Linked DNA regions of Homo sapiens: all the other regions are linked to region 1. The links are chromatin loops, found by intact Hi-C in ENCODE. Cell type or tissue: ascending aorta. All regions are shown on one strand. Links, peaks and the distances in the headings refer to the core of each region. The heading gives the core; the rest is flanking DNA.

Region 1 (7,992 bases), core at 934-5,933:
CAACTCTTGGTTATCTGGGTTCTGGAAGTTGCTAAGGATATCACCCTCTTCTTCCAGGGGACTCCAATTGTATGTCACATCATTTTCTTCCTTCTCTGCAGAGCACATTAGTGTGACATTTACAGGTACTATTCACTGAAGTCATTAAACTCTGGCTTCCCAAAATATGAGCCAGTGGTGCACCAGAGCTGGCTTGTACCAGCTTGTGAGAACCAATTGTTAAATTTCTAGAAATTCTGCAAGATGGTTGTTAAACACAGCCATCATTTAAAATTAAATTATAAAAATTTACAATTAAATTCTTTTAAAGGCAAAGGTAATAAATATTCAAAATTTATCACCTTCTAATTATTTTTCGACATTTGAATGTTACCTATGCTCTTGAGGTTATTTACATCGATTGTATCTGTGTGCTACTGGGCATGTCCTCCCAACTCGACATGGATTGAAATCAGCCATTGTGGGAGTATCCAGGCTACAGAAATTGGTAGATGCTACAAACTACGGCTTGATCTATGTTTGTCACTCTAGACTTGAAAGCAATGGAGAAAATGTTACTAATGCAGATTCAGCTTAAAAGTGAGTTGTGTCTGTAGCCATTATTGTGAACAGCACCATAAAATGAGGCAATATTTTTCTGGTATTTGAAAACCATTATCCAATTCAGCAAATAAATCACTCACATTGTTGATGAATGATCCAAGTACCAATATAAAAATAATTGTTGAATTACTTTTTTCTTATTACTTAACATAAATGAAAATATCAAGCAACATTCATGTCAGAACTACACTAGTTCATCAATTGCAACTGTAGGTTGTCTAGGGAGATATGTATTTGGCAAAAATCAAAAGCATCCTGTCAGAATTGGTTATACAGAATTAACGATAAAGAGTATTGTATATTTTATTATCACTTATGAAATTGTGTGCTATACACCTTTTACATCAATACAATTTATAATAAATATATACCCCCTTTCTAAAGAGAATTAGTTGAACATTTATCAGCACAACACTACGTGAAATGATTGTTTAAGTTGTTCTGTTTCCTGTTGTATGCGTATTTTCTTTACATTTTGTTTTGTTTTGTTTCAAAAGTGTCCATGGTGAAAAACTACAACCTTTTAAAGTCTGTTTTAAAAAATGCTTTTATTAAAGCAATCTAAAGATAAGCTGTAAAAGGTGTGGGCTACTGAAGGGTTGCTAAAGACCAATCATATTTAGTCAGGTAATAGCTAGATTTGGATCTGGCAAGAGGAAGGTTTTTTTTTTTTTCTTTTCCTTTTTTTTTTTGCTAAGAGATAAGAAAATGACCACCTATAGAGTTGATAAGGTTAGTGTACTCTTGGAAAAGCTGCTGCAGCCATGGCAGGAAGGAAAGAATTGGTATACAACTTTCTAATTAAGAGAACACTAGAAAGGAAATATATTCAGCAGTATAAATAAGGGAATCTTCTGTTTGTACCTGTAAGGGAGTAAAACATGAGCGATAAGCTGATAAGGCTTTTGGCTCCAAAAGAAAAACCTGGCCCGAAGTGTCAAATACTATATCTCTTAGAGGGATTTATTCCAAATTAAAATTAGTGATAATTTGGAGAAATATTTCCTAAAGTTTGAAGTAAGTCCTTGATTGGTTCTAACAATGATTAATATAGATAGGGATCAGTGAAGTTGAACAAAATTTGCATGTGTATCTGATATCTCAATGTTTTTCTGTAGAAACGTTACCTACTTTTCAAAAACAAAATTTTTTTTTGGAAGGCACTGAGGTGGGGGAGAGTGGTGAAGAATAGAATTCCCATATACTTTTCTCTCCAGGAACAGAGACATTATCTTACAAAACTGCTGACCAGAAAAGGTCAGAGTCATGGTTAGCTAACATGTCTTCATCCTCCCAAGCCAAATCGCATAGAAGCCACTGGAGAACTAGTTTGGAATTCCGGCTTCACTACTATGTAGTTGTAGGATTTTGGAGGAGCTGTACAGGTTCACTGAGCTTTAGTTTCCTCATTCACAATATGACGATACCAATTTCTTCCTCATATTATATCTAAAGACATATCTATGTCTATATGCTTGATCGTACATTATGTGCGGAGATAAACCGGTAACAGTGATTGCCTCTGAGAAGAGAGACTTACTTTCCATTGCGTAATTCTTAGGCTCATGGTAGAATTTGTGCAAGTGGATGAAGCACTGCCTCACTGGGAAACACTCCAGTGAAATAAAGCACAGAAAAGAGCCCGAAGAATAATTACTTGGTTCTGTATGACACATGTGCTTTTAAAGGGTTGTAGTGTAGGATGACATTGGGTAAGTCCATGGGCCTAGAAGCCTAGGTGGAGTTCTTAGGATTTTGTATGTAGACTATGAAGTTTTGGAAACGTTTGAGCTGGAGAGAAGACATTCTGATCAAAGGTGGCTTTCAGGAAAGGCTGGTGCGACAGGCAGGGTATTTATTAGAATGAGGCCAGTGACCACTCTGAAACAGACACAAAGTAAGTTCCCTTCAAGGGGCAGGAAGCTCCCTGGGATGGTGAGACCAGAAAGGCACAGAGGCTGAACCCTCGTGATGGCGCTAGGTCCCAGGTTCGCTAGCATCCGAGAGAGGGGATTGGGTCGCTCCAGAGGCCATTGCGAAGGCTGCTGCCAGTTCTAGGGTCGGGGTGGGGTCAGGCTAGGTCCCTATTCCTAGGGCTTTAGCACCGCTCACTCACAAGACCCCTTTTCCCAGGAGGACGTATGGGTTTTTCCTGTCGCTCCAGCTTCTCTTTCGCGGCCCTTCCACGCTTGTCACTTACCTGAGCGCAGCCAATCAGCACCTAGAGGTTGGGCTACTTTCGGCCAAAGGAGAACGGGGACTTGTGGGGGACGCTCCCTGCGCACCAATGAATGTGCATGGAGATGGAGAGGCGGGCCTGCAAGTGCGAACAAGCCAATCACGGAATCCCGGCGGCCGGCGGCCCGGGAGGCAGTCGCGCGCTCGCATCCCCAAGATGGCGGCCGTTAAGGACAGTTGTGGCAAAGGAGAAATGGCCACAGGGAATGGGCGGCGGCTCCACCTGGGGATTCCTGAGGCCGTGTTTGTGGTAAGAGGCACGCTGTTCCCTGGCATCTTGGCTTGAGGCCTTGGACTGCCCCTTTCTTCCCGGCTCCCACCCAGGCCTCGACTGTTGGAAGGAGCTGAGCCAAGTGTTCAGGGAGGGGGCGCTCGGTCTGCTCTCACCCCTCGCACCTGGACAGATTGAGCTCTGCTGGGGGCCCGCCCGGAAGAAACGTAGCTCGAGAAGGCCGTAGAAGAGAACGGGGTGCGGGGCCGGGACGAGGGGCGAGGGGCGAGGGGCGGCGGGTGGCAGGGCAGGGCGGCCTGAGGGACCTCCGGGCTGCCGCCGGTTTTCGTCCCCCTGCTGGTTGGAAAAGGGGAGGTGGTGAGGAGCTCTCGACTCAGCATGGATGCTGGAGACACAGTACAATGAATAGGCAGAACAGCCAGTGCTAAGATGTGAAAACCGGGAATATCACTTTGTCTGTTGAAGGAATGCAGTGGTCTCGGGAATGTTGCCTCGGGAAATGGAAGAAGAGACCGATGGGAAAATAGGATGATAGGTTGGGAGTGTAAAGTCCTTCTGTGTCTTGCTAAGGAATTGAGGTTTTCCAGTAGGCAACGGGCTGTCATCAGAAGGCCTTTCGTTTTAACTACATCATTCTAACAACTTAGTGGAGAATGAATTGTTGAGAGAGGAGGCTGAACCCTCCTGATGGCGCTAGGTCCCAGGTTCGCTAGTGTCCTAGAGGGGATCGGGTTGCTCCACAGGCCGTTCTGGAGGGCGCTGCCTGTGCTGGGTGGCTTTTTAAAAATTTTATTTTATTTATTTAATTTAGAAATAGTAGTTGAAAACTATTTGACTAATGAGAGAAAACATCTGACTGGCCCTCCAGGCCAGGTCATCTGTCTGTCCCCACTTAGCTACTATAAAATCTTCATGGAAGTTTCTCAATCTTTTGGTTTGTACCTTACCTTACCTCTGCCTTTTTTTTACTAACTACGTCTTATATCCTTCTAAAGACTCATTTATTTATACCACACTTGATATTGTATATTCGCATTTGCTGATTGAATTTCGTAATTGGTTATTATTTTGTGTTTTTATGAGCTGTGTCATTTATTTCTCTACATTGATCTATTATCTAACCATAACAAGGAATAAAATTTGTTGAGTGCCAGGCACTTTCTTAATGATTTTACAAAACTCGAGGTGGTAGCTACTACTGTTATGCCCGTTTTTTAGATGATAAAACTGAGGTACGGGGCACTTGAGTAACTTGCCCCAGGCCACACAGGATGTAAGTGAGGTATCCAGGGTTTGAACTTGGACAATCCGTGGAGGTCCAGACTGGCAGCTTACCCCTCATGCTCTGCTACTGGGAGGAGGTGAGGTAGTTCTCATGAATCGCCCTACTTCTCCTGGTCATAGCATAGTGCCTCACACATAGTATAAGCTCAAACTAAGTGTCTAATTGAATTTCCATAGGGCCTTAAATGTTACATTCATGGTGCTCAGCTAGAGATGGCGTCAGAAATCTAACTCGGGAGGAGACACTTTATCTGAGGGCTTTATAATGTCTTGAAATGCTTTTTCCCTACAATGTCGTGGTTATTTTTTTCTAGACCTTAAAATTTCTACCAACATAATGTAATAAGCAACCCAAATTTTATATAACTGTTTATGTTTCCAAACTATTAATAATTGAAGTGACATGGTATTGTAGAAAGATTATTGGCCTCTAAATAGACCAGGGTCTGAATCCTGGCTCTGCTTCCCAGTTGCTGCTTAACCTTAAGCATATTATTTTACCACTTTGAGCTTGAGTTTCTTTAACTGAAATAGGGATGACAATACTTAGAGAGTTGTTATGGGAAACAGAGAACATGCTTGCAGTATTGCAGTGTAGTAGGTGTCGAATAGGTATTAATATTCATGATGATAGGAAGCAATATACCATAGTGGTTAGAAGTCAGACCCAGTCCATTCCCCAACCCCGCTGAGGCAGTAATTTGTTTTCTTTCTCTGCTTGAATTGTTGTTTCACCCTTGTCCATTTCATGACCTCTTCATCTTTCCACATCTAGTTCAGATATCATCTCCCTGTAGTTTTCTCTGACCTCTACCCCAAAACAAAATCCCTGGCACTTTGTGTCCCTGTGGCACATTATGCTATACATAGGTGTCACGTACTCTTATAAGCGTTTCACATATGCTAACTCATTTAATCCCTGGTGACGAAAAGGTACTTGTACAGATGATGAGGAAATTGAGGCAAAGAGAGGTTAAATAACTTCCCTAAGGTCAACTCATCTAATGAGTGGCGAAGCTGGGATTCAAACCAGGCACCTCCTGTCTCTTAACCACAGCCTATGCCGCTATAGTTAATTCTTGCTAAACTCCAGCACCTGATAACATGTATCATGTGCCAGAAACTTACACTTCTTTCTCTTCCCTGCAGTGACCCTTCTAGGAAGATGGCATCTCTCTTTAACATACAGAACTCAGCCATTATCTCTCAGCCTCACCTTTTCAATTTCCTTTACTGTCTAGTTTGATGGCTTCTTAGTTCACTCCCTTGCTGTGTTTCTCTTCCTTTTTCTTCCTTGTTTCAGCTAAGATATTCTCTGGTAGCTAGTAAATATGGATAAGAATAATGATGTGAAGATCTTAGAAGCTATAAGATAATTGAAGTTACTTATAATAAAGAACTAGAGTTCTGTAAAGTACTAGACGACTCTTGTAGCATCTCTTTTAAGTTTCATATATTTTCATCTTGTTTCTGATCCTTATCTAATTAACTAGCCTTTCTTCAAGGATCAGCATGTGGTATAAAAAATATTTTAACATCAGTTTTACTGCTTTTCTTTTGATCAGTTATTACTGTTACAAAAGATTATTCTGTTTGCCTTTTAGGTTTACTTTGTTTCAGTTATTTGATACTGAAGGAAGCATTTGTGGATTGCCTTGGGAACCCAGTAACCATATTTAGTATGATTTCTATGGTAAAACTTGTTGAATTAAAAATAAGTAATAAAATTGATAATCTTGACATGCAACCTGTAAAATCATTTTGTGAATAGGATGCATGAATAGGCAATGTATTTGATTGTTAGTTTCATATTTACTACTAGGGATGCATGGGAAATGCATAAAGTGGTGGGCAAGGTCATTCTTCTTTTCCTATTTTTGAATAAAAAATGAAGAGGAAAGTGAAAGAATAAATTAGCTATATAATATATATGTACCATCTGAAATTGTCTCTAACTTTTTATAACTACAGGTTGAGCATCCTAAATCTGAAAATCTGAAATCCAGAATGCTCTAAAATCCAAAACTTTTTGAACACCAATATAGTGCTCAAAGGAAATGCTCATTGGAGCATTTTGGACTTTGGATTTTTGGATTGAGGATGCTCAACTGGTATAATGTAAATATTCCAAAATCTAAAAAAAAAAAAAAAATCTAAAATCCAAAACAATTCTGGTCCCAAGCATTTTAGATAAGGGTGCTTAACCTGTACTTTTAGTTAAAAACAAACCTTTGGAGAAAAACAAAGCTTTTTTTTCTTCTATGTTTTAAAAACAAAGCAGTCAAAAAATCTGAGTGGCATGAATTCTAAAATTTGTAAAGTATTATTTTTGATATTAAAGGAAGATGTAGATTCCTTCATGAAACAGCCTGGGAATGAGACTGCAGATACAGTATTAAAGAAGCTGGATGAACAGTACCAGAAGTATAAGTTTATGGAACTCAACCTTGCTCAAAAGAAAAGAAGGTAAGTGTAAAAATTTCTAAGTTTTGAAAATCTTATATGACTTGAACTTTTAAAAAATTGAGATATAATTTACATATAATAAAATATTCAGATGTCAAGTGTTCAGTCCTCCAAGGTGGCTGTACCATATGAAATTCCCACCAGCAACGTACAAGAGTTCCAGTTGTTCCGTATCCTTGCCAACACTTGGTATTGCCAGTCTAAATGTGGTTTTGAAAACATAATAGAATGGTTGTTAAAGACTGTATTCCAAAGCTTTCAAAATCATAACGTCTTATATGTCTAGTTCATCCTTCTAATTTTGCCAGTGAGATTAGAGACCCACAGAGTCTGGGCATAAGACTTAATTAGTTATGAAATCCCAAGATTTCATAACTAATAGGCATAGGAAAAAAGCTATCCTTACTCTCAACTCTTTATTTCCCTACATTATTTTATATAGCTTATAAAGTCAATTCACTGTAATAAATATTTATAGATCTCTGTTTTGTGCATGTGCCAGCATTCTTCTGTAAGATAAATATTTATGGAATGCCAGCTAGATGCCACATACTGTTTTGGGTGAAATAACATCCAGTATCTGCTTTCAACAAGGACACAGGACTGGGCATGGTGGCTCAAACCTGTAATTCCAGCACTTTGGGAGGCTGAGGTGGGAGGATCACTTCAGTCCAGGAGTTCAAGACTAGCCTGGGCAACATAGGGAGACCCCCGTCTCTACAAATAATTAAAAAATAATTAGGCTGGGCCCGGCGGCTCGCACCTGTAATCCCAGCACTTTGGGAGGCTGAGGTGGGCAGATTGCCTGAGCTCAGGAGTTTGAAACCACCCTGGGCAACATGGTGAAACCCCGTCTCTACTAAAATACAAATAAATTAGCCAGACGTGGTGGCATGCGCTTGTAATCCCAGCTACTCGGGAGGCTGAGTTGGGAGAATTGCTTGAGCCCGGGAGGCGAAGGTTGTAGTGAGCCGAGATTGTGCCACTGCACTCCAGCCTGGGCAACAGAGTGAGACTCCATCTCAAAAATAATAATAGTAATAATTAGCTGGGTATGGTGGCATGCATCTGTGGTCACAGCTCCTCTAGAGGCTGAGGTGGGAGGATCGCCTGAACCCAGGACGTTGAGGCTGCAGTGAGATGTGATCATGCCCCTGCACTCCAGCCTC
Region 2 (7,992 bases), core at 1,644-6,643, 550 kb after region 1:
GAAAATATGGTACACCATGGAATACTATGCAGCCACAAAAAAGAACAAAATCATGTTCTTCGCTGCAACATGGATGCAGCTGGAGGCCATTTTCCTAAGTGAAATAATACAGGAACAACAAAAAAAAACCCCTCATGTTCTCACTTATAAGTGGGAGCTTAACATTGGGTACTCAGGGACATAAAGATGGCAATTGGGTAGCCTGCTTACTACCTGGGTGACAGGATTAATCATACCCCAGCCAAAGTTCTTTACAACTCTAATATCATATATTTATTCCTTTAAACTGACCTCCCCCTTCCAACTTCTCAGTATGCAATGGTATCATATTCAACTGAAAACATCTCATCCTTACTTCCCATTCTCACTGTCAATTCCCTAACCAGGCCCTTATCATCTTCTGTTTAGATTACTCCAAAATACCCCAATTTGGCTGACCTGACTCTAGTATCTCCCCACTCCTATATATCATGCCCAGTGTATCTTTCTTAAATGTGGCTTATTTTCATATTTTATTCCTTTGTTCTAAAATTTATTTCTAATTCCCAGAGCATTAAGTCTAAATTGCCTGTCATTCGAGTTATTCTCCAGCACTATATATTCCAATCCTCTCTTCAATATACCTCTTACATAAGACAGTTTGAATGTTTCACTCTTTGCAGACTCCATGCACATTGCTACCAATCCAGATTTCCATGTGAATTCCTTCATGTGAATTATATATGGTTATTCATTTTCTGCCCAGATCTCAATTCCTCTTTGAATCCTTACCTATCTAATTTATTTCAACATTTGTAACTCCTTCATCACTTTCACCCATGCCCTAGTCTCTTTTTCAGTATGCTCTGTTAGATATACTCTCCCTTCTTTCAATATGTTTTTGAGTTAACTGTCATATCAGAAATGATCTGAACAACCGGTTACTACAAAGCATGGAAAGGTGTATTTTATTCATTACAAAATCATAACTCAGAGGTTTCTAAAACAGACTTAGTAAAGAAGATATTTCCAAGGCAGGGTGACTTTTCTGGTGTCCTTCAAGGTTACTTATTTATTTATTGAAAATCAATGGCTTTCAGAAATAGATGTGTTGATCTGTGCTGAGACAATATATCCAAATTCAACTGGAATTGAATTAATGTCAGCAAGGTGCCTTAAAAAGAGAAAGAAGGCATTGGATTGGGAAACAGGAGACCTGTGTTCACTACTAGGCCCAATGCTGCCACTTACTAGCTGTATGATCTTGGACAACTCAATGAATCTGTCAAAATATGTTTTCTGAAGAGTACACCATTAACTAAGGAGCTAAGAAAACAAATTTTCTGAAGTGCACTGCTACAACAATCTAACAAGTTTGTAAAAGAAGTTGTCTGGCAATACATAGTGAGTTTTGTAATGTCTCAACATCAAATTTCTGTATATAATTGTACTATAGTGATAGCCTATCAAAAATCACGGAACTTCGAGTTGTCTTTTAGAAACAAAACAGCTTAAAGAACAAATAAAGATATTCATGTAGATTTCCAAAAATTGGTTATCCATTCATTCAATAAGTATTAATTTAGTGATCAGTATGCTAGGCCTTGGGGATGTGGCAGTGAAGACAAATATAATAAATATTATATCTGCCCTCAAAGAGATCACTGTCTAAATTGGGAGACAGACAATTATAATAAAGTGTGATAAGTTCTGCAATGATGGTAAGCACAAAGGGGGCCTCTGGAGCACAAAGAAGAGGACAAATCTGTTCTAAACTGGTCTTTTGAAGAGAGAGGTGATTAGGCAAGGCTTTTCCTGCAATAAGTGACTGCTAGGCCTATAGGATATTCAGGAATATTATCTTAGTCTTATTGGGCTACTGTAACAAAATACCTTTGACTAGATAACTTATAAACAACAGAAATGTATTTCTTACAGTTGTAAAGGCTGGGAAGTCCAAGATTAAGGTGTTACCAGTGTCTGGGGGAGTCCGACTTCCTCATAGACAGCACCTTCTCACTGTGTCCTCACATGATGGAAGTGCCAAGGCAGGTCTTCGGGGCCTCTTTTATAAGAGAACTAATCCCATTCATGAGGGCTCCACATACATTATTTAGTCACCTCCCAAAGGCCCCACCTCCTAATATTATCATATTGGTAGATAGGTTTCAACACAGGAATTTTGGAGAGACACAAATATTCAGACCATAGCATTTACCAAATAATTTTTAAAAGTTAGAACAAAAATCCCTGAAGGGATTTGCAGATGGTTGGATACTGTGGTATAGTGGTTAAAAGTACAAGCTCTGGAGTGAGACAGCCTGAGTCAGCCTGAGTTAAAATCCTAGATCTGCAAACTGCCAACTGTGTAACCTTGGACAAGTTACTTAAGGTCTTTGGACCTTGGTTTCTCATTTTAAAAATCAGTATAATTCATTAATATGCCTCATAGGTTTGTTGTGAGAATTAAATAGGTTAAAACATGTAAAATTCATAGAACAGCACCTGGCAAAGAGTAAACATGTCACCCTGCCCACTTGAATGTCAATTCCAGGAGCGCAGGAAATCTAGCTGTTGAATTACTAGCCTTTAGTGAGTGGCCCATAGCAGGCATGGTTGAATGAATGAATGATCATCAATTTAACTTTTTTTGTCATGGGTATCATCCTAAGAGGTAAGAAGGCTGAATAATCCCAATTGTTTTCATTGTTGCCTTAATATAGGCCCACAGAGTAAAGGAGGGAAAGGAATTAGGCAACCCAGCTATTCAACTTTAAAGCTAGACTTTAAAACATAAAAGGGCTTCAAATTGAAATCATCTCTTGCCTCTCCTATGGGTTACATTAGAGCAAGAACAATTTCTTAACATTCATAGCTACTATTCATGGGGTGCTTGCTATATGCCAGAGAGGTTAATTGAATTGCCTCAAGGGAGGTAGCTCCCAGGTTGAGGAGCAAAAATTTGAACCCTGATCTATTTGACCTGAATCTAGTTAGTACAGTGCTTGACACATAGTTAATGTGCAATAAATATTTGTTGAATAAGTGTAGATGAACCTACAGTGAATCACAAAAGAGAATTTACAGGAGATTTCCTGACTAGAAATTCCAAATGGGAAAAGAGAGCTGGATTTGTTTAGAAATTACACACACGCACATACACAGGCATGCACGCATGCACACACACATATACCTACATACATGTCATCACAACTGTTTGGAGCACCTTAAACACATACATACACACAGGAGCATGCAGACCCACACAGCCGTACTTTTTTAAATCTCATTATTTCTTTTGTCTTCTTAACACATCTGAGAGAGGGTAAATGACAGAGTGTCAGAGGTAGAAAGGACGTTAGCAATTACCTAATCAGATCCCCTCATGTTAATGTAAAAATTGACACTCTAGAGGGGAAGAAAATTGCTAAGGTCACACAAGGAGTCAGAATAAGATTAAGAGTCTCAGTTTCCTGACTCACACAGTTTGTTTTACTCTGAACTGTCACCATTTACCATCTCAATTTTATAGATGAGGTAACCAAAGCATCCTAAGAATGCTGATGGCCAAGCTCCTGCCACTTGTCCATTGAAATAGGACTTGAAATCAGATCTCCTTTATTTTAAATATAAAGCTGCTGTCATCCAAGTTCTTCTGTCTGGATGCCCAGAAGAAAGATCCTTTCCTATTGAATTAAATAGTGGACTGAGGGTAATTTACAGAAAGCTTTGTCCTTGGCTTTAAGAGAAAATGTCCAAGGCTGCTTTATTTTCAGTCCCAGGGAGGCTGCATGAAGGCAGGAATCCACAACACCTAGCACAAAGGAAGGTACTCAATAAATATTTGTTGTTGAATGCATGCCATGCTAAAGGGAAAGTAGGTTGGGTAATGGTTTCCCAGTGGCAATGGATGGGCTGAAAAAGTGGGAACACATGAGGAAGAGGTGGGAGGAACCCTTAAACAAAGGAGAAGCTCTTTCTCTTCATCTTATTGAAGCTGCAATCACTCGGCACAGGCTGAGTAGATTGGTAGAAATGTGATTGGCAAAGATATTTAAATGAGACCTCCTTAAAATTGTTACTCTCCACCCCACCCCCACGTTCCTTTAAATTTTGTTTCAGTCATTACCCAGGGACCGGATACAGAGATTCCTATGGGGAGTTTTAATGGGTCGATTCAATTTCATCTGGATGACGCCACTTCGCCAAGCATTAAGAGCTACAGCTCCGGGAAAGCCAACGACACGCGGGGGGAGGGGGGAGAGAAAGAAATTATAACGAGGAGCAATAAATCCCTTCTTTCCCATCCTCCCCTATAACCCATTCACAAGACCTCCAGAAATCATCTACATTCACAAAACGGCCAGCTAGCTAAGCTGAACACACTGCCAACTCACTCCCTGCCCCCACTGCAGATTATATACCAACACACCCTGAGCCATATAAATAATCACACACTGGCGGTATCTATTGCTCCGTTGAGATACCCTGTGTCTACAACTGCAGTTTCTGCTGCTTCGGTTCATCTGTCAGATTGGAGGAGAGGGAGACCAAGGTGGAGGCGGAGGCGGAGGCGAAAGAGGAGGGGGAGGAGGTAAAGGAGGAAGAAGGGGAGGAGGGAAAGGGGAGGGCAAGAGGAGGGGAAGGAAAATACTGGAGGGGGAGGGGGAAGAGAAACAGGAGGAGGAGGAGAAGGGGGAGGAGAAAGAGGCGGAGGAGGAGGAGAAAGAAGAGGAGGAGGAGAAAGAGGAGGAGGAGGAGAGAGAGGAGGAGGAGGAGAGAGAGGAGGAGGAGGAGAAAGAGGAGGAGGTGAACAACTTACCCTGCTGAGCTTTCTTTGGGAAATACGTCCATCAAGATTTAGATCTGCCTGTAAAATCTATACAAAGTATATGCCACTACAGGTTTGACTCGCCCCCTCCCCCGTTTTTTTGTTTTGTTTTGTTTTGTTTTGTTTTGTTTTGTGTTTTCTCTGCTGTGTCAAAGAACAAGACAGAACTATCTCTGTTTCTGGCTCCACTGCCTGCCAGTGAAGGAGTTTTCATTCAGACTTTCCGAAGAGAGGTGGAGAAACCTAAAGACTGAGGAGAAGAGATCCTTTGAGCCAGATGGGGCATTAGTTCTTCTGCTTTTCTCAGCATGGATAAACCATTTCCTCAAGGTAAGCCATAGAAATTAGCTCTTTAAAAACCCAGAATTCTTTCTATGCAATGCACAGATTGCCATTCATTCCAGCCATCCTGTGCTGTCTCTGTGTGCGTGTGTGTGCCGCGCGCTTGGGCGCGCGCGCGCAAGCGCATGGATAAAATAAAATGAAAACCCTTTAAATTATATTTAAATAAATCGGCTCTCGCAGAAAACTATCCACATTGGAAATGTGTAAATCCAAATAGGACTTCAAAATAATATTTTTCTAGGCGAATGTCAATTTAATTTCTAGCCTGTTAACCTTTAAATGCATTTTGGTACTTGCCTAAACCCCTCAAAACGCAGCCTAACCACCCAAGCTGAGGACAGAGAGAGAGCCCGTGCTAAGGCCAGTCTGGCTGCCCAGCGGGCATCCTGTCAGCATGGGGCTAGCCTCTGCTATTGGCTCACAAGTCTGGGCTGTGCATCGTTCAGATTTCATCACATCACCTTGCCCTGGGTAGACATGGCGCAAGCTGACACGGCAGAACCCCCCACTTACATTGAGTCAGAGCAGTGATTTAGAAATCTCTGTATCCGTGCCTGGGTACGTGTGCACATGTCTCTGTGTGGCATATGGAGATTCTGTCAAAAGTGAGAACCTGTGAGCACGTCTAGTTAGCCAATAGGCATTTGATAAGACCTAGGGCAATGGTTTACTGCACACTCACTTCCATGAAGCTAATTATAATTATCATTCTTCACCTCTGCATGCTGCAAACCAAGTTGGATGAACAGAAAACAGACCTTGAACTCTTAAGCAGAAAATCTATTTTGAAATGGAAACTATTGTTGCTTTTCTGGTAATATTAAAACCTCACTGTATCATGATGTGTTATCACATGAATTTGGATATACCAGGTGTTAAATCATGTTCCCAAAAAGTCGGCTGCATTCATAAATACAAATAAGGCACAGGCTAGCCGTTTATCCACAATGAAATATTGGTCTTGCTCTCCTTGCCTCTAAACAAACATATACAAAGACATTACTATAACATTCTATATATTTGTCTCTTTGTGTTCTGTTTTTAGGTCTCTCTAGCTGTGAAACAGTCTAGATAGTGATCTGAGTGACTTAGATTTGAAGATATTTATTAAGAGTTGAGGAGTTGAGTAGTGAGGAAGTAAAGAACCTAAAGGAAAGGACACTAATTCTTCCTTAAAGACTTTTGAAACAGAGAAATGCAACCAACAAACCCAACATAAAATTTAGAGCATCTGGACAAGAAAGGCCTTTAAAAACCCTCCTTTTATTTTGCAGATGAAGAAACTGAGGACCAGAACGGAGGTCATTTGCCTACAGCCACGCAGCAAAGTAGAGCTACCATTAGGACTAGACCTTAAATTTCTTGTGTCATATAAAAGGATTTGAGTTTTTAAAAAAAAAATCCTACTTCTTAGATGAACAACCAGCTTCTTCTTACAATTTTCCTCAGGATTAGATGTGAATTCATTTGGTATTACAAATTTTCCCTGTATCATTCATCACTAAAAGACCTATATCTTTTAACATTCAAGGTCTTAAAACTGCAAGACTCCCTGGTTTGAAATAAACTGCTATGAGTCTTAATGAAACCATTAAAGTAATGAATAGGACTAGGGTAGCAAAGTGACAAGTTAAGAGTTAAATGTGGTGAGAACCTGGCAGCTCCAACAAGATGTATGCGGTAGGAGGGAGGCCCAGTCAGTGGCAGAGAGGTTAGTAATGTAAACTATATACAACTTGGTATTTGTAAGGGGGGAGTGCTTTGATAGAGATGCAAATGCTTTTTGCACAGAGAGGGATTTTTAGAGAGCAGACTTTGGAACAGTAGAACTAAGAAAACATATAAAGCCAAAGCAGAAATTCCCCCTATGTTTGCTTTCAGTTATTCTGAGTAGGAGTGTATATAACAGCAGAGCATAGAAAAAAGCAACACACCTAAGAGCCGTTACACAGTAGGGTACAAAACAGCATTGAACCCGTGAGACTGGGAGAAAACAAGAGCCAGGATCTCCTCTTCCTCACTCCACTCTTCTTTGAAATCAACGTTGAGTCATACTGTATCGGAAAGGATTTACCATAGAAATCAGAACTGTCTTGCGGTGTTAGCATAGAAGGGCTTTAGATAGGAAAGTTTTCAACTTTATTCTCAACATGGCAGATTTTAGGTTCCAGGGAGAAAATACATTTTCTTTCATTAACAAACATTAGCATTTCTTGAATGGGCTTAGCTTTCTAGTCCCTAAATTGGCATAAGAAAAGAAATTTTTTTCAGGTTGAACATGGCAAATTCAGGGCTACAGAAAAACTGTTTAGAAAGCTATGAGCACCTGGCCAGAGAGACTGTGATGGGAGTGGGTTTACAATGCATCATTCATTACTGCAGAGGCACTACGTGACAAAAATCACTAGATCCCATCAATGTGCAGCCAAGACCTGTAATCACCTTTGCTCTTATTTAATAATATGTGATGTGTACATTCTCTCTCTCTCTCTCTCTCTCTCTCTCATTTGATAGACTATGGAATTGGCCAACTGCACAGTTTCTTAACTGTTGCTGCTCACAATGAATGGCTCTTTAGTGGGTGGATTTCTGAATCATAAACATTCACGTAGTGGTACTTTTTCATCTAGCCTATGTGCTACAGCAGTGTCTTGCCTGTTCCTTTCTCAACATATTTTTCCCTCTTACCTTCCTGTACAGTATCTATTTCAGTTCATCCTGTTAGCCAGATCAGATTCAGCATGTCCAGAATGGCAAACAATTTATTGTCATTCAATCCTTAAATCCTACTCAACACTCTGATTTTATTCAGGTCCTACTGTCCACTTACTGCAGGT
Region 3 (7,992 bases), core at 1,644-6,643, 600 kb after region 1:
GAGAGTCGTATACATCTATATATGCTCATGAATGAGTTAATACTCTGGAAGGATAGACTTGAAACCATTAGCAATTTCCTCGTGGTTGGGAAGAGAATGAATGATTTTACTTTACATTTTATCTGTTTCTGGGATATTTCCTTCTATTAAAAAAGCATCTTTTTCTCTTATAGCAAGAAAGAAACATCTTAAAATTTTTAATTAACAAACAATAATAATAGTATACATTATACATTTATGGGGTACAATATGATGTTTTAATTTTTTTAAAAAAAATTGACAATATCAAGTGCTGGGCAACTGGGTCTGTCATACATTACTAGGGGAATAAAAAATGGTGCATCCACTCTGCAAAATGGTTTGGTAGTTTCCTACAAAGTTAAACATAGACTTACCATGTGACTCAGCAATTCCATTCCTGAGTTTCTGTCCTAGAGAAATGAAAACTTATGTCTGAACACCAATGCTTATACCTGCACTATTCATAATTGCCCCAAACTAGAAAGAATCCAAATGTCCTTCAATAAGTGAATACATGAATAAACTGTGGCACAACCACACAATGAAATACTACTCAGAATACAAAGCCCAAACTATTGATACACACAACAGTTTGGATGACTCTTAAAGACATTATGTTGCATAAAAAAGCCAGTCTCAAAAGACTGCATACTGCATTATATCATTTATATAACGTTCTGAAAAAGCAAGACTATAAAGATATAGAACACACTTTGGGAGGCCGAGGCGGGTGGATCACGAGGTCAGAAGATTGAGACCATCCCGGCTAACATGGTGAAACCCCATCTCTAATAAAAATACAAAAAAAATTAGCCAGGCATTGTGGCGGGCGCCTGTAGTCCCAGCTACTCGGGAGGCTGAGGCAGGAGAATGGCGTGAACCCGGGAGGTGGAGCTTGCAGTGAGCTGAGATCGTGCCACTGCACTCCAGCCTGGGCGAAAGAGTGAGACTCCTCTGTCTCAAAAAAAAAAAAAAAAAAAAAGATATAGAAATAGAACAGGTTGCCAGCATTTATGGGTAGGAGGAGGGATGACTATAAAGTGGTAGAATGGTAGAATGAGGAAGTTTTATGTTAAAATTATTATATGTCCTGATGTAGTAGTGATAACATGTCTCCATACATGTGTTAAAATTCATAAAACTGTACATCAAGATATTTAAAAATCAATTTTTCTGGTGATTTAAAATAATATTAAAAATATTTTAGGTTAAAATCCATTTTTAATGTTAAGTGATAAAAAGTCCACTGCTTTTCTTGCTACACCAGAAATTGAAAACACAAGTTATTTCCAGAGGTCAAACAGGTAAAATAACTGTAAGTTTTCCAGGTATAAGAAAATAGGGAATGGTAAAGACTGTGTTTGAATTATAGTGTGTGTCCTAACCGAAGACATTCAAAACCAATTAAAAACAAAGAAGCAAGACTGTGTGTACACACACACATGCACACACACACACTCTGAAGCCCCCCACACTGTATGTTGTTTTTAGATTATTTTATGTAATCATATAACTTCAACTACCATGTGAATTTTCTTTTAATGACTGCTACCCAGATCTTACCTTGAAGTTCAAACGTATTATCCTCACATGCCTTCTGGATATCTCCAACTATATTTTTCATTGGTATTTAAAAGCTTAACATGACCAAAAATGAAGTAAACTGTATGGCCATCTTTTGGGCCTGAGAAACAGTCCCATAGGCTATGCCCAGTCTGAGGCTGGTAAGCAACCATGGGTTCATGCCCCCAGCTGGAGAAACAACCCTGTAGCTCCATCCCCAGGGAGTCAGACTCTAAGTTGGCTGACCCGCCATGTGCACACCTCACCACTGACCTGAGAAACAGCCTGATGAGCTGTTTCTAAAAAAGCAAAGCCACACCAGTACTGCCAGTACAAACTCTCTTAGCCTAGACCAATGAGACCCTTGCAAACATCACCGGTGTGGATTACAGCTAAAGAAACTACATGGAGACTATATTACTGCATCCACCCAGAACCAACCCAACACACCCCACTGACCTGATCTATATGAATAAGATTATATCTTATTCAAGACCTCAAGACTCATCTATATGAATATATCTTTCCCTACAAAACCTACTCCATAAAATTGGAAGAGGTGACTTTTCCACCAGATGTGTACAAATTGACATAGGGACACATCAAACATGAAAAAGCATAGAAACATGACACCTCCAAGGGAACATAATAATTCTCCAGTAACAGACCCCAATCATAAGGAAATATATAAAATGTCAGAAAAAAATTCAAAATAATAATCTTAAGAAACCTCAATGAGATATAAGAGAATACAGGTAGACAATACAAAAAATCAGGAAAATAATTCATGTCTTGAATGACAAATTCAACACAGCGATAGATATCATAAAAATGAACAAAACAGAAATCCCAGAGGTGAAGAATTCAATGAATAAAATTTAAAAAAAAGACAATTGAGGGCTTCAACAACAGATAAGACCAAGCAGAAGAAAGGAGTTCAGAGGAACTTCTGAACTTAAAGACAGGTGTTTTCAAATAACAGAGGTAGACAAAAAAAAAAGAGAATAAAGAAAGCATACAGAATGTATGGGACAGTATTAAGCAAACAAATATTCAAATTATTGACATTCCATAAAAAGAAGGGGGGGGAAAAGGTGTATAAATATGTTTCATGAAATAATAGCTGAAAACTTCACAAGCCTTGGGAGATGGCCATCCTGAACCAGGAAACTCAAAGGTTGCCAAACAGATTAAACCTAAACAGATTCTCTGCAAGCCACATAATGTTCAAATTGTTGAAAGTTAAAGACAAAACAATAATTCTAAAAACAGCAAGAGAAGAACATCAAGTCACATATAAAGGAACCCTCATTAGACTAATAGTGGCTTTCTCAGCAAAAAATCTTACAGGCCAGAAGAGGATAGGATGATATTTTCAAAATACTGGAAAAAGAAACCGCCAGGAAAGAATAATATACACGGCAAAGCTATCCTTCAGAAATGAAGAAGAAATAAAATCTTTGATAAACAAAAATTAAAGGAACACATCAACACTAGACCAGTATTAAAAGAAATGCTCAAGGGAATCTGACTTCTAGAAATCAAAAGACCATAACCACCATTATGAAAACATGCAAAACTGCAAAACTCACTAGTAGAGATGACACACAGAGAAAACAATCAAACTTTATAACTACAGAAAACCACCCAACCACAAAAATAAACAATAAGAGAAGTAAAGAACAAAGGATATACAAAACAACCAGAAAAAAAATCAATAAAATAACATAAGTCCTCATCTACCAATAATAACCTTGGATGTAAATGGATTAAATTCCCCACTTAAAAGATATAGACTGGCTGAAGGAATTTTTTAAAGACCCACCTGGATGCTACCTAAAAGAAACTCTCACCACCAGGAAGACACAGACTAAATGGGAAGAGTTGAAAAAATATATTTTAAACAGCTTGAGAAGGCAGAACAAGATAGCCAAATATAACCCTCCAGCAATCATCCTCCTACCGGAAAACCAAATTAAATGACTATCCATGCAAGAAAGCATCTTCATAAGAACCAAAAATCAGGTGAGCAATTATAGTACCTGGTTTTAAAATAATATCAAGAAAAGAGGCACTGCAAAAGATATAAAATACAGTCTTACATTGCCTACACCACCCCTTCTCCATCCCCCAGCAGCACACGAAGAGAGAATTTGTGTGCTTGGGGAAGCAAGAAAGAAGTGATTGTGGCACTGAGTTCCCACACTGAGTTCCAATGCTGCCCTGTTACAGCAGAACACAACACAGAGCAGAATCCTTCCAGTGCCCATGGAGGGAGCATTTAAACTAGCCCCAGCCAAAAGGGAATTCTCTGCCCCAGTGATAAAAACCCAAGTTTTGGCTAGCTCCACTGCTGGCCAATTAAAGTACCCTTTGCTTCTCAATAGGTTTAAAAGGCAGTCAGGCTACAAGAACTGCAGCCCTTGAGCAATTTCAGGTGCTGCACTGTGCTCAGAGCCAGTGGAATGGGAGTGCATATGAACCAGTGAGACATTAGCTGTGGCAGCCAAGGGAGTGCTTGTGTCAACCCTCCCCCAACTCCAGGCAGTGCAACTCAGGGAGTGACTCCTGCTTCCATAAGGAGAGGGAAGAGCACAGAGGACTTTGTCTTGCAACATGGGTACCAGGAAAGCCACAGTTAAATAAAGCACAAAACAGATTCCTGAAGCCCCTGATTCCAGGCCCTAGTTCCTGGATAGCATTTCTAGACCCACCCTGGGCCAGAAGGGAACCTACTGCACTGAAGAGAAAGACCCAGTCCTGGCAGGATTCACCACCTGTGGAATAATGAGCCCTTGGGCCTTGAATAAACATCAGTGTTAGACAGGCAGTATCATCATGGTCCTTGGGCGAGACCCAGTACTATGTTGACTTCAGGTGTGATCCAGTGCGGTCTCAGCTGTGGTGGCCAGAGTATTGCTTGCATCACCCTTTCCCCAACTCCAGGCATACCAGCATGGAGAGAGAGAGAGAGACTCCTTCTGTTGGGGGAAAGTGAAGGAAGAGAACTAGAGACTGCCTGGAGAATTCTCCTGGATCTCGTCCAAGTGCACCAAGGCAGTAAGAGCCTGCAAAAGTTGCAGCATTGCTGGGGTTAGGGAGCCCCCTAGTGCAGATATGGTTGCAATGACCAAAGACTTAGATCACAACCCTTTGAATTCCTGGAAAGCCTTGTCAAGAAGGACAAGTACATACAAGCCCAGACTGTGAAGACTAGAATAAATACCTAATTGATGAATATTCACAAGCATCAAGAACATGTAGGAAAACATGACCTCACCAAACAAACTAAATAAGGCACCAGTGACAAATCCCAGAATAACAGAGCTATGTGACATTTCAGCAAAGGATTCAAAATAGCTGCTTTTTTTGGCAGGGGAGGGGGGGTGTATTGCTCTGCCGCCTAGGCTGGAGTACAGTGGTGTGATAATAGTTCACTGTAGTCTCGAACTCCTGGGCTCAAATGATCCTCCCACCTCACCCTCCCGAGTAGCTGAGACTAGAGGTACACACCACCATGCCTGGCTAACATTTTTTAAAAATTTTGTAGACATAGGGTCTTGCTATGTTGCCCAGACTGGCCTCAAACTCCAGTTCTCAGGCAACCTTCCCATCTTGGCCTCCCATAGTACTGGGATTATAAGCATGAGTCACTGCATCCGGCTCAAAATAACTGTTTTGAGGAAATTCAACAAATTTCAAGATAACACAGAGAAGGAATTCAGAATCCTATCAAAGAAATTTAACAAAGAGATTGAAATAATTTTTGAAAATCAAGCAAAAGTTCTAGAGCAGAAATATTCAATTGACACACTGAAAAATGCACCAGAGTCTCTCCACAGCAGAATTGATCAAGCAGAAGAAAGAATTAGTAAGGTCAAACAGAGGCTATAAGAAAACACAGAGAAGAAAAAAAAACAATAAAAAAAGTGAAGCATGGCTACAAGATGTAGAAAATAGCCTCAAAAGGGCAAATTTAAGATATACTTGTCTTAGAGAGGAGGTAGAGAGAGAAACTGGGGTAAAAAGTTAATTCAAAGAAATAATAACAAAGAGCATTCCAAACCTAGAGAAAGATATCAGTGTTCATGTACAAGAAGGTCACATAAAACCAGGCAGGGTTAAACTAAATGAGACAACCTCTAGGCATTTAGTAATTAAGCTCCCAAAGGTCAAAGATGAAAACATAATCCTAAAAGCAACAATAGAAAAGAAACAAATATAGCATAAAGAAGTAGCAATATGTCTGGCAGCAGATGTCTCAGTGGAAACCTTGCAGGCTACAAGAGACTGCTATGACATATTCAAAGTGCTGAAGGAAAAAAACTTTTATCCTAGAATATTATATCCAGCAAAAATATCCTTCAAACATAAAGGAGAAATGAAGACTTTCTTGGACCAAAAAAAAACTAAGGGAATTCATCAAGTACACACATGAGCTACAAAAAAAAATGCTAAAGAGAGTTCTTCAATCTTAAAGAAAAGGATCCTAATAAGCAATAAGAAGTCATATGAACATACAAAACTCACCGGTAGTAGTAAGTACGCAGACAAATATAGAATAATCTAACACTGTAATGGTGTGTAAACCACTCACATCTTGAGTAGGAAGACTAAAAGACAAACCTATAAAAATAATAACTACAACAATGTTTTAAGAGATAGTATTAAAAGTCATAACTATAAACAACAAAAATTAAAAATCTGGGAGGGGATGGTGTTAAAGTGTATAGTTTTTATTAGTGTTCACTTTCCTTCTTTGTTTATTTGTTGTGCTTTTCTGTAATCACAGTTTAGTTGTCATCAGTTTAAAATGATTGGTTATAAGATGTTATTTCAAGACTCATGGTACCTCAAACCAAAAAATCTACAGATACACAATAAATAAAAAGCAAGAAATTAAAACCTACTACCAGAGAAAATCTCTTTTACACAAAGAAGGAAGGAAGGAAGAAAGGAGGAGGAGAAGCAGAAGAAGGAGAAGGAGAAGGGGAAGGGGAAGGAGAAGGAGAAGGGGAAGGGGAAGGAGAAGGAGAAGGGGAAGGAGAACGAGGGGAAGGGGAAGAGGAAGAGGAAAAGAGAGGGAGGGAGGGAGGGGATGGAGGGAGGGGGAGAGGGAGAGAGGAACACTAAACAGCCAGAAAACAAAAAACAAAATAGCAATAGTAAGTCTTTGCCTATCAATAACATTGAATGTAAATGAACTAAAATCTTGAATGAATTTTTTAAAAGACCCAACTATATGGTACCTACAAGAAACTCATTTTACCTGTATAGATACACACAGACTGAAAATAAAGGGCTGGAAAAAGATATTCTATGAAAATAAAAACCAAAAAAGGAGCACAAATACCTATACTTTTTATCAGATAAAATAGATTTCAAGACAAAAACTATAAAAACAGACTAAAAAGGTCATTATATAATGATAAACAGGTCACTTCAGCAAGAGAATATAATAACTGTAAATATATATATGCACCCAACACTGGAGCACTCAGACACAGAAAGCAAATTTTATTAGAGTTTTAAGAGAGAGATAGACTCCTCCAATACAATAATAGCTGGAGACCTTAACACACAGCTTTCAGCATTGGGCAGATCATCCAGATAGAAAATCAGCAAAGAAATATTGAACTTAATCTGCATAATAAATCAAAAGGATCTCATAAATCTTTACACAACGTTTTATCCAAGAGCTGCAGAATACATTTTCTTCTGAGAACATGGATCATTCTCAAGGACAGACCTATGTTAAGCCACAAAACAAGTCTTAAAAACCTCAGTAAAACTAAGATAGTATCAAGTATCTGACCACAATAAAATAAAACTAGACATCAATAACAAGAACTTTAGGAACCATGCAAACACATGGAAATAAAACAATATGCTCTTAAATTACCAGTGGGTCAGTGAAGAAGTTAGTAATGAAATTTTAAAATGTATTGAAGCAAATGAAAATGCAAACATAACAAACCAAAATCTATGGGACACAGAGAAAGCAGTACTAAAAGGAAAGTTTATAGCAATAAGTCCTACATCAAATAAGTAGAAAAACGACAAATAGCCAATTTTAAAATGCATCTTAAAGAATTATAAAAGCAAGAGCAAATCATATGCAAAATATGTAGAAGAAAGGAAATCATAATAATCAGAGCAAAAATAAATGAAATTGAAACCAAAAAGCAATACAAAAGATCAACAAAACAAAAAGCTGGCTTTTTTACAAAAATAAACAAAATTGACAAAACTTTAGCCAGATTAAGGAAAAGAGATAAGATTCAAATAAATAAAATAAGAAATTAAAAAGGAGACATTATAACTTATACTGTAGTAATTCAAAGGATCATTAGAGACTATTTTGAGCAATTATATGCCAATAAATTGAAAAACCTAGAAGAAATTGAT

The links. Peaks named below come from ENCODE experiments on the same cell type or tissue, not always from the same donor. Only the 100,000 strongest peaks of a DNase experiment are listed, where the experiment ranks them.
Region 2: a loop joins it to region 1, with 5 times the contacts of the local background. A loop is called at or near these places in 3 of 110 quality-filtered maps.
Region 3: it touches region 1 in a loop (11-fold over the local background); 5 of 110 quality-filtered maps call a loop at or near these places.

The regions. Positions count from the first base shown.
Region 1 is chrX:155,213,485-155,221,476 of GRCh38, forward strand. It overlaps VBP1 (VHL binding protein 1), which reads left to right and starts at 2,976. Exons shown (of 6, transcript NM_003372.7): 1 at 2,976-3,091; 2 at 6,699-6,823. The coding sequence starts at 2,999. RefSeq lists enhancers at 2,629-3,417, 2,728-3,022, 3,020-3,099 and a silencer at 3,270-3,359. In ascending aorta, for the core only: a CTCF peak has its summit at 3,359 (motif pointing left); DNase peaks (open chromatin) are centred at 2,887 and 3,337; H3K4me3 peaks cover 2,090 bases; H3K27ac peaks cover 1,598 bases.
Region 2 is chrX:155,762,997-155,770,988 of GRCh38, forward strand. SPRY3 (sprouty RTK signaling antagonist 3) reads left to right here. Exons shown (of 3, transcript NM_001304990.2): 2 at 4,966-5,140. Among named protein-coding and RNA genes, the nearest start is that of VAMP7, 110 kb to the right of the region's middle. In ascending aorta, for the core only: no CTCF peak of the experiment used is centred there; DNase peaks (open chromatin) are centred at 4,575 and 5,546; H3K4me3 peaks cover 1,952 bases; H3K27ac peaks cover 1,542 bases.
Region 3 is chrX:155,815,644-155,823,635 of GRCh38, forward strand. No RefSeq gene overlaps it. Among named protein-coding and RNA genes, the nearest start is that of VAMP7, 62 kb to the right of the region's middle. In ascending aorta, for the core only: a CTCF peak has its summit at 4,685 (motif pointing left); a DNase peak (open chromatin) is centred at 4,658.